Linked DNA regions of Homo sapiens: region 2 is linked to region 1. A link is a contact called in ENCODE Hi-C or POLR2A ChIA-PET data. All regions are on one chromosome and are shown on one strand. The core of a region is the stretch at or near the end of the contact, and the rest is flanking DNA. Distances in the headings are between cores, read along the strand shown. Region 1 has its middle 13 kb from the start of LINC02198. Region 2 has its middle 24 kb from the start of OCLN.

The links. Hi-C counts contacts between places; a loop is a spot of excess contacts on that map. ChIA-PET counts read pairs that join two places held with the same protein, here RNA polymerase II (POLR2A). Pooled maps may share reads with other maps.
Region 2: a loop to region 1 is called in a map with no recorded cell type, with 6 times the contacts of the local background. The contact joins two enhancer-like sites. A Hi-C loop is called at or near these places in 1 of 37 single-sample maps with no recorded cell type and 2 of 50 pooled maps. POLR2A ChIA-PET finds 5 or more read pairs at or near these places in 2 of 52 experiments (H1 and activated T-cell).

What each region holds. Positions count from the first base shown.
Region 1 is chr5:69,040,297-69,045,396 of GRCh38, reverse strand. No RefSeq gene overlaps it. Among named protein-coding and RNA genes, the nearest start is that of LINC02198, 13 kb to the right of the region's middle. Within about 2 kb of position 2,381, at least 28 of the 41 ENCODE cell types and tissues checked have a DNase peak (open chromatin) inside an H3K27ac peak, as active enhancers do.
Region 2 is chr5:69,466,391-69,471,490 of GRCh38, reverse strand. It overlaps the pseudogene RPS27P14. Among named protein-coding and RNA genes, the nearest start is that of OCLN, 24 kb to the left of the region's middle. Within about 2 kb of position 2,775, at least 2 of the 41 ENCODE cell types and tissues checked have a DNase peak (open chromatin) inside an H3K27ac peak, as active enhancers do.

The DNA of each region.
Region 1 (5,100 bases), core at 1,132-3,631:
TCTTGTGGCCCCCACCCAGGAACTGACTCAGCGCAAGAGGACAGCTTCAGTTCCCTATGATTTCATCTCCTACCTAACCAATCAGCACTCCTGGCTCACTGGCTTCCCGCAACTCACTAAGTTGTCCTTAAAAACTCTGATACCTGAATGCTCAGGGCGACTGATTTGAGTAATAATAAAACTCTGGTGTCCTGCACAGCCAGCTCTGTGTGAATTACTCTTTCTCTACTGCAATTCCCCTGTCTTGATAAATTCGCTCTGTCTAGGCAGCGGGAAAGGTGAACCCATTGGGCCGTTCCAGGGTCTCCCAGTACACAGCTTCATCACAACATAAATGAATGCGGCTTGAGTAGGGGCTTGTATGTAGAATTCGAACCCACAAAGTTGAAAATCTTTCCTTTTCAATAGGCTCTGCAATTTGCCTGATAGCAGATTACAAGGACCACTAAGAACACTACTTCCAACCCAACATTATAAGCTACTTAACAGACTAAATATGTTATGAACATAATAAATTTAAAATAAACATATGAGAATCTGTATGACAAATGCATAACATTCCTTTGAAAGTTTTTTATTTTGTGATTTGGGGTGGGTGGGTGTTCACTTACACCACTGATGTTGGAAATGTGAGAACGTTTTGAAACTACAGAAACGATGTAGTTGGAGGACTAATTAGCCAGGTGTAACTCTTCCTTCTGTGAGACAAACAACTCAGAGAGGTTTCCACAAGTGCTTATTAACTGCTCTAAATACTTCTGTTCTTTCCAGAGAACAACAGAAAGATCAAGTCTAGAAAGTTGGTATAGAACTGATGGAAAATATGAGTTCAGATCAGATTAGTACAGAGGACATTTTAGAAAACCAAGTAAAACAACAGGAGTCAATCAGATATGTAACTGAGCAAGGCTGCTAGGATGTGTACTTACACAAGGTGCAAAGATGAAATTACTATTGAAAATCTGGTCATGGAAAGAATGCTGGTTTTTTGTTGTTGTTGCTGTTGTTGTTTGGGGTTTGTTACTGTTTTGCATTGTGAGTATGGGCCTTTTCCCCCCCAGCTCAACTCACTAACATTTCTTGTCAGTTAGACTAGACTCAAGTATTTAAAAAAGGCAGCCTTGGCCGGTGCAATGGCTCACGTCTGTAATCCCAGCACTTTGGGAGGCTGAGGCAGGCATATCACTTGAGGTCAGGAGTTTGAGACCAGCCTGGCCAACATGCAACATGGTGAAACCCCGTCTTTAATAAAAATACAAAAATTGGCTGTGAGTGGTGGCACGTGCCTGTAATCTCAACTACTTGGGAGGCTGAGGGAGGAGAATTGCTTGAACCTGGAAGGCGGAGGTTGCAGTGAGCTGAGATCGCGCCACTGCACTCCAGCCTGGGCAACAAGAGTGAAACCTCCGTTAAAAACAAACAAACAAAAAGGCCAGTCTTGCTTTCTGGGTGGACTAATGGCATTTAGCCAAAATGAAAAAAAAAATCATTAAGTTGAAAAACCCTGCGGGACAGGTTATGCCAAGAGGGTGAATTGGACAGCTTTACAGATGCCTCATGTTAGGAAATTTTCCTGGATTTGAGTCTTCAATGTGGGAGCAGAGTTACCTGAATATATGGAGTTGATGGAGACATTCCTTGATGAGAAGCAGAAATTCCCCAGGGACCTTGTAAATCTGAAGCAGATAAAGGGAAATGAAGAAACCAAGTTTTACAACTTTGATGAGTGGCAAAATTTGTCAATAAGAGCTAGATATTAAGTAATTAGCTTTTAGGAAGCAAAGTGTATTGGACTTGGCTATGATATGAAGGAATTCATTTAATAAATCAAAACGAAAACAAAAACAACAAAAACAAAGAAGCGAAGCATGAATCTCCTAATCAGCAGAAAAGGGAGGACAGCCGGAGACAATCGTATTCCTGATCGATACTGATGTAAACTTGTGCTGGAACAGTAAGTTCTTTGTTTTGTCTTGTTTTTATTTATTATTATTTTTTAAATCAAGGGAGATAACGCTTGTAGAGCCCCACACACTCAGAGCCCTGAGATAAAGGGTACACGCAATGGAGGCAGGGCATCCGGGATGTGAAGGGGGAGTTGTTTCGCGTTTGACTTACTTTGCTGTCCGAGAACGACAAATACATTGAAGTGCCACAACTTGGATAGGAATAAGACGGAAGGACAGAGAAGGATGACAAACTAAATCACACAAAGGCTCATGCGCCACAAGAACTATGAAACCTAGGTGTTCTGAATCTCTGGGTTTAGATTTCCGATTAAAAAAAATCAAACATTCTAGCTGTTACTTGTTATTAGACACTCGGTAGGGCACAGGAGAATCAAGTAAGGGCAGCCATTTGCTGAGTCTCATCTTATACCACAGCGCCACCTATTGGACGCTGATAAAAATACATCCGGAAGTACCTAAAACCTATTGAAGTCCTGTCTACACAATTTTGTAAGTAACTATAAATTCTAGAATCATAGGATTTCAGAGTGATGGGGCTTTAAAAGTCATTGGAGTCAAGTTTGTGTCCAACATTTGAATCACTTTTATAACATATTTGATTAGTGTTTAATTCTGCTCCAACATCTTCAGTGAATGAAAACACACCCTCACTAAGCAGCTCATTCTATTAATATGAATACTTTCACACACTATTACTTTTCACTCAGTGCTTCACCACTCCTTTCTGCAGCACCCGGACAGAACCTAGTGCTAGGTCTTTCCAGGGTTCTTGGGAGTGAATTGGTTTCACTTTCATTGGAATTCTTCTTTGCAGACCCATTGACGGTAGGCTCTGCTAAATCAGTTACTATGCACTTTCTGTGTTTCAAATTATTGCTCATATCTCCTGTCTTCTATTTCTCCTCTCTCATTCTTTTTTTTTTGAGTTTTACTTTTTGTCAAAAATTAATCTATTATCATTTTGATAGGTTTGGGAGGACAGAAGAAATAAAACAAGAAAGAAATAAACCCCACCATGTTTAATTAGGGGCCTAGTCATGTTTTTCTGATTCTGTTCTTTTTTTTTTGAGACGGAGTTTCCACTCTTGTTGCCCAGGCTGGAGTGCAATGGTGCAATCTCGGCTCACCACAACCTCCGCCTCCCGGGTTCAAGCGATTCTCCTGCCTCAGCCTCCCGAGTAGCCGGGATTAAAGGCATGCGCCACCATGCCCGGCTAATTTTTTTTTTTGTATTTTTAGTAGAGACGGGGTTTCTCCATGTTGGTCAGGCGGTCTTGAACTCCCGTCCTCAGGTGATCCGCCCACCTCGGCCTCTCAAAGTGCTGGGATTACAGGTGTGAGCCACCGCGCCTGGACCTGATTCTGTTCTTATGCACGAAAAAAATGTAAGCGTAGGGCTTTACATTTATTTCAGTTAAAATTTTTATTAAGTTTGGCTTATCGTTAGAGCCTTTGGATCTTCACTCTGCCATATTAAATATATTGGCTACCTTTCCCAGCAGTCAGAGAAGTGCATTAGCAAGCCAACTGTACACTCAACTATTTACTCAATGAACAGGACAAGTCTGCAAACAGAATTCCTTTACACTAGAAACTCTGGGCTGACATTGATTCATAATTAGCACCTATCTTTGTGATCATCTGGGCCACATTCTTCTGTCTTGTTCACAAGGTAAAAGTCTCTGTCAAATGCTGAGTTCAAATGGTGAAGCTGCGTATTGACAGCTTCTTCTGATTTGTCAGTCTGGCAGAGTTTGGATAAAAACAGAAGTCCTGTTAATTCATTAGTCATGACTTTCCCTATCTGAATCTTATGCACAATTAAATACTCCCCTTTCTTCTCTCCATGTTCAAGGTGGTGTTAGACAACCTGCCTGAGAATTGCACTATTGATTCCTGCCCCAGTTTCTAGAATTCTTTGTGATAACGAACAGCAGCTCATTTTGTCACCAATCTCTTCTAGGTATAGGCTAGGATGTAGTTTGTTGGGGCCAGGAGGTTTGCACCGATGTAGAGAACCCAGATGCTTTCTTATGATTTTTCCACCAGTTTGGATTTTTAGATCTTTTATCTTAATCCTTGTTGTATTATTTTCTGGCCAGTAATCTTTCTCCTTGGCAGAAATGAAAGATAGAAAATAGGAGATAAAGTGGTATCTGCCTCTATTATCCATCTTTCACTACTCTTGTATAATTCCAGAAAGTGCTCTTTTTAAAAAATTTCTTTTTGAGATGCAGTCTCGCTCTATTGCCCAGGCTGGAGTGCAGTGGCATGATCCTGGCTCACTGCAACCTCCGCCTCTCGAGTTCAAGTGATTCTCCTGCCTCAGCCTCCTAAGTAGCATGAACCGCCATGCTGGGATAGTTTTTGTATTTTTGGTAGAGACGAGGTTTCACCATGTTGGCCAGGCTGATCTCAAACTCCTGACTTCAGGTGATCCATACGCCTCAGCCTTCCAAAGTGCTGGGATTACAGGGGTGAGCCACTGTGCCCAGAAAAGTGCTTTAAGTCACTCTTTACATTTAAAGTTTATCTGCCTTTCTTTTGTGTGGTATAGAATCTGAAGTTATTTGGCTAGGCAAGCTTGCTGGATTTCTTCAATTTGACCTTTTAGATTCATTTTCCACCTTTATCCATAATTTTCTGTTCTGGGAGGCTGTCCTGTGTGGATCACAGCAAAGGCACCTATGCCTTCTGGCTTTCCGCAGGAGATGGGAGGGAGAGAGAAAGGAGCATGGGGTCAGGGCATATATTTCCTTGGTTCCTTCCTGCGAGGTTGACACAAGTTGCTGAGTCTCTCAACAGAATGTCACTGCTCTTGTCTAGGTGGCCTGCTCTATGCCATTCTCTTTTTGGGTTCTGGCAAGCTCTCTTTTACCCTATTCCTATACAGTTCCACTGCCACTATCTCTTATGGCTCTGCTATCCCCACTCACCCCTTTGTAATTAGTCCCTCTGTAAATAAAACCTCCTCCAATTTTCCTAATTCGTGTGTGCCATCTGTTTTTGTTCCTTGAGGTGGAGAGAACTGGACTGATACAGGAAGTTTAAAACAAGTGTGAGAGAAAGTTCTTCTATTGTATCAAGTTTTTTTTGGACCACGTGATAAACTATTCTTGGATGGTCCAGT
Region 2 (5,100 bases), core at 1,526-4,025, 430 kb before region 1:
GATCCTTAAGGAATCGCCACACTATCTTCCACAATGGTTGAACTAGTTTACACTCATACCAACAGGGTGAAAGCATTCCTATTTCTCTCCACATCCTCTCCAGCATCTGTTGTTTCCTGACTTTTTAATGATTACCATTCTAACGGGTATACATGTGCCATGAGATGGTATCTTATTGTGGTTTTGATTTGCATTTCTCTAATGACCAGTGATGATGAGCTTTTTTTCATATGTTTGTTGACTGCATAAATGTCTTCTTTTGAGAGGTGTCTGTGCATATCCTTTGCCCACTTTTTGATGGGGTTCTTTGTTTTTTTCTTGTAAATTTGTTTAAGTTCCTTGTAGATTCTGGATATTAGACCTTGTCAGATGGATAGATTGCAAACATTTTCTCCCATTCTGTAGATTGCCTGTTCACTCTGATGATAGTTTCTTTTGCTGTGCAGAAGCGCTTTAGTTTGATTAGATCCCATTTCTCAATTTTGGCTTTTGTTGCAATTGTTTTTGGTGTTTTAGTCATGAACTCTTTGCCCATGCCTATGTCCTGAATGGTATTGCCTAGGTTTTCTTCTAGGGTTTTTACGGTTTTAGGTCTTATGTTTCAGTCTTTAATCCATCTTGACTTAGTTTTTGTATAAGCTATAAGGAAGGGGTATAGTTTCAGTTTTCTCCATATGGCTAGCCAGTTTTCCCAGCACCATTTATTAAATAGGGAATCCTTTTCTCATTGCTTGTTTTTGTCAGGTTTGTCAAAGATCAGATGGTTGTAGATGTGTGGTGTTATTTCTGAGACCTCTGTTCTGTTCCATTGGTCTATGTATCTGTTTTGGTACCAGTACCATGCTGTTTTGGTTACTGTAGTCTCATAGTATAATTTGAAGTCAAGTAGCAGCTGTGTAATTCTAAGCAAGACATTTAATCTGCCTTTACCACTCACAATAATGTCTCTGTGTTAGTCCATTTGCATTGCTATAAAGAAATATCAGAGACTGGGTAATTTATTTATTTTTTATCCAAAATGTGTTTATTGAGGCCAGGCACAGTGGCTCATGCCTGTAACCTCAGCACTTTAGAATGTCGAGGTGAGCAGATCACCTGAGGTCAGGAGTTCAAGATCAGCCTGGCCAACATGATGAAACCCCAAAATAAGCCGGGCATAGTGGCGCATGCCTGTAATCCCAGATACTCAGGAGGCTGAGGCAGGAGAATTGCTTGAACCTGGTAGGCGGAGGTCGCAGTGAGCCAAGCTCACACCACTGCACTGCAGCCTGGGCGACAAGAGTGAAACTCAGTCTCAAAAAAAAAAAAGTGTTTATTGAGATGATTTCCCACTCATCTTGATTCGGAGTGCTTTTTAATGCTGCTTCCTCCTGAAGGAACATCCTTCTGTAAGCCTTGCTTTTCTTTCTGTAGGCTGGCAGAGGACAGTGGAGCAGCCAACACACAAAATTTCTGTTAGTGCATGGCTAAAGACTGTGATGATTTTGTACCATCCTGGGCATTTACACCCATGAAGTAGGAATTGGGGCTCTGCATCAGGCACTGCTTCTTGTGTTTCCTCTTCCCCTATTCTGGAGAGGGATGAAGGAGATCCTTTGTGAGAGGCATGTTCTCCTGGGTAGGTCGTCACCGCTGGAAAAAGACTGGGTAATTCGCAAAGAAAAGAGGTGGCCGGCCACAGTGGCTCACGCCTGTAATCCCAGCACTTTGGGAGGCCGAGGTGGGCGGATCACCTGAGGTCAGGAGTTCAAGACCAGCCTGGCCAAAATGGTGAAACCCCATTTCTACTACAAATACAAAAATTAGCTGGGCGTGATGGCGGGCACCTGTAATCCCAGCTACTTGGGAGGCTGAGGCGGGTGAATCGCTTGAACCTGGGAGGCGGAGGTTGCAGTGAGCTGAGATTGCACCATTGCACTCCAGCCTGGGCGACAAGAGTGAAACTCCGTCTCAAAAAAAAAGGAGAGAGGAAAAAGAAGAGGTTTAATTGGCTCACCGTTCTGCAGGCTGTATAGGAAACATGGCACCAGCATCTGCTTGGCTTCTAGTGAGGCCTTAGGGAGCTTTTACTCATAGCAGAAGGCAAAACAGGAGCAGACATGTCACATGGTGAGAGTGAGTGGTGGAGGTGGAGGAGGTGCCACACTTTTTTAAACAACCAGAGCTCTCAAGAGCTCTCAGAGCGAGAACTCCCTTATTATTGTGAGGACAGCACTAACCCATTTATGAGGAATCTGCCCCCATGACCCAAACACCTCACACTAGCCCACCTCCAACAGTGGGGATCACATTTCATCATAAGATTTGGAAGAGACAAAACATCCAAACCTTATCAGTCTGTGAAAATGTTTGGAAGAATAAAGTGCTACTAGCAGTTGAGCCATTCAATATTTAAGGGCAAGCTGCTTCCATGGGCTTGGTCTTAGGAGGGAATTAAAGAATAGCTAAGGTGAAACCAACTCAATAGTCCCATAGACAGTTCTGGTCTTAAGCTTGAACCTTACATTTGTATTATCTGAGTTCCTTCCTCAGGAAAGGACCCTCAAAAGCCTCTCAAAAAGTACCTGAAGAAAAAGAACTGAAACTCACCAGATCGTTGCATCCAGACAATGAGACACCAGGCCCTTCATTCATCATGATTGCTTCCTTACCCCTCTCAAGTTGAGTTCCTGTTTTCCCATGCATAGTTACATTTCTTCCCTGCTAGATTAACCCCTAATTATAGTCAGTCAGGAGATGAATTTGAGACTAGTTCCCATGTCTTCAGCTGCAGCACCCAATTAAAGCTTTCTTCCTTGGCAATACTCATTGTCTCAGTGATTGGTTTTCTGTGCTATGAGGAGCAGGACTTAGACTGAATACCTGCTATTATGGTAACAAAAGCATGGTCTATGCTGGAGGCATCTGTGGTTTTTGCATGTCTAGCTTCTATTAGAGCACACATGCAGCTTTTCATTTATAACTCACCCTTCTTCAGCCCAGCGCAGTGGCTCATGCCTGTAATCCCAGCACTTTGGGAGGTCAAGTGGGTGCATCACGAGGTCAGGAGATCAAGACCATCCTGGCTAACACGGTGAAACCTCGTCTCTACTAAAAATACAAAAAAATTAGCCAGGCGTGGTGCCAGGCGCCTGTAGTCCCAGCTACTCTGGAGGCTGAGGCAGGAGAATGGCGTGAACCCGGGAGGCAGAGATTGCAGTGAGCCAAGATCGCACCACTGCACTCCAGCCTAGGCAACAGAGTGAGACTCCATCTCAAAAAAAAAAAAAGAAAAAGAAAAAGAAAAAAAAACCTTATCTTTCTTCCATTCCATGAGGTCCTGACGGGATTGTGTTCTGCCCACACATTAGCGGATATGAGATCCAGGCTGCCTCATCTGATGTGGTGATAGGTTCAAAGATGGACACATAACCCAAACCAAGACCTATCAGACGCTTCCAGAGACATGATAGAAAGCTGCTGGAAGAGAGCCACTTCCCTGTAACCCACTACGTGCTTATGTACTGGAGCTGACACCAGGCATCTTCCGCAGTTACACAGAGAAAGTCTAAACATGACAGCATGAGACTAAATATGCTGTGAGAAGCAGTGAAGATGAGAGAAACAGACTGAAAGGGAACCCTGAAGCCAAGTCAGCTCCTAAACTTCTCAGTTCTCTAATTCAAAAGAGTCCCTTGTATGCATAAGCTGATTTGAGTTTCTGTTATTAGAAACCAAAGCCGTTCTGACTAATACAGTTTCAGTCCTCAAATTCATATCTTATGAAATTTGATAGTTATTTACTTAATAAGAGACCATTTAAAAAATATCAGCTAATTCTGAAACATACAAGCTCAGTTTAAGCATCTTATGATGACCTCAGCACCCTAGAAGGCCTGTTTCTAGAGAACACTACTTCTGCTCTCAATAGTGGAGATGGGTGGTTAGCAATAGTTGTGTTGTACCTAAACCTGTTATTCCCACTTGTACTTGCTACTACATGTGTGTACGTATGTGTATGATTTAATTAAATATTATTTAAATGATAAAATATGATGCGGGCCAGCTGCTGTGGCTCAGGCCTATAATCCCAGTACTTGGATAGGCCAAAGTGGGTGGATCACCTGAGGTCAGCAGTTCAAAACCAGCCTGGCCAACATGGTGAAACCCCGTCTCTACCAAAAACACAAAAATTAGTCAGGCATGATCGTATGCACCTGTAAACCCAGCTACTCAGGAGGCTGAGGCAGGAGAATCACTTGAACCTGGGAAGTGGAGGTTGCAGTGAGCTGAGATCATGCTGTGTCCGGAATTGGTTCCTTACGGTGGATTCTTGGTCTCGCTAACTTCAAGAATGAAGCTGCAGACCCTCGTGGTGAGTGTTACAGTTCTTACACGTAGTGTGTCCGGAGTTTGTTCCTTCAGATGTTCAGATATGTCCAGAGTTTCTTCCTTCCGGTGGGCTCGTGGTCTAGCTTGACTTCAGGAGTGAAGCTGCAGACCTTCGCAGTGAGTGTTACAGCTCTTAAATGTGGCGCATCCAGCGTTGTTTGTTCCTCCCGGTGGGTTCGTGGTCTCACTGATTTCAGGAGCAAAGCTGCAGACCTTCGCAGTGAGTGTTACAACTCATAAAGGTAGTGCGGACCCAGAGGGAGCAGCAGCAAGATTTATTGTGAAGAGCAAAAGAACAAACCTTCCACAGCCTGGAAGGGGACCCGAACTGGTTGCTGCTGCTGGCTCCGGTGGCCAGCTTTTATTCCCTTATTTGGCCCTGCCAACGTCCTGCTGATTGGTCCATTTTACAGAGTGCTAATTGGTCCATTTTACAGAGTGCTGATTGGTCCATTTTTACAGAGTGCTGATTGGTGTGTTTACAAACCTTTAGCTAGTCACAGAGCACTGATTGGTGCATTTTTACAGAGTGTTGATTGGTGCATTTACAAACCTTTAGCTAGACACAGAGCGCTGATTGGTGCATATTTAGAGTACTGATTGGTGTGTTTACAAACCTTTAGCTAGACACAGAGTGCTGATTGGTGTGTTTACAATCCTCTAGCTAGACAGAAAAGTTCTCCAAGTTCCCACCCAACCCAGAAGCCCAGCTGGCTTCAATTCTCAATG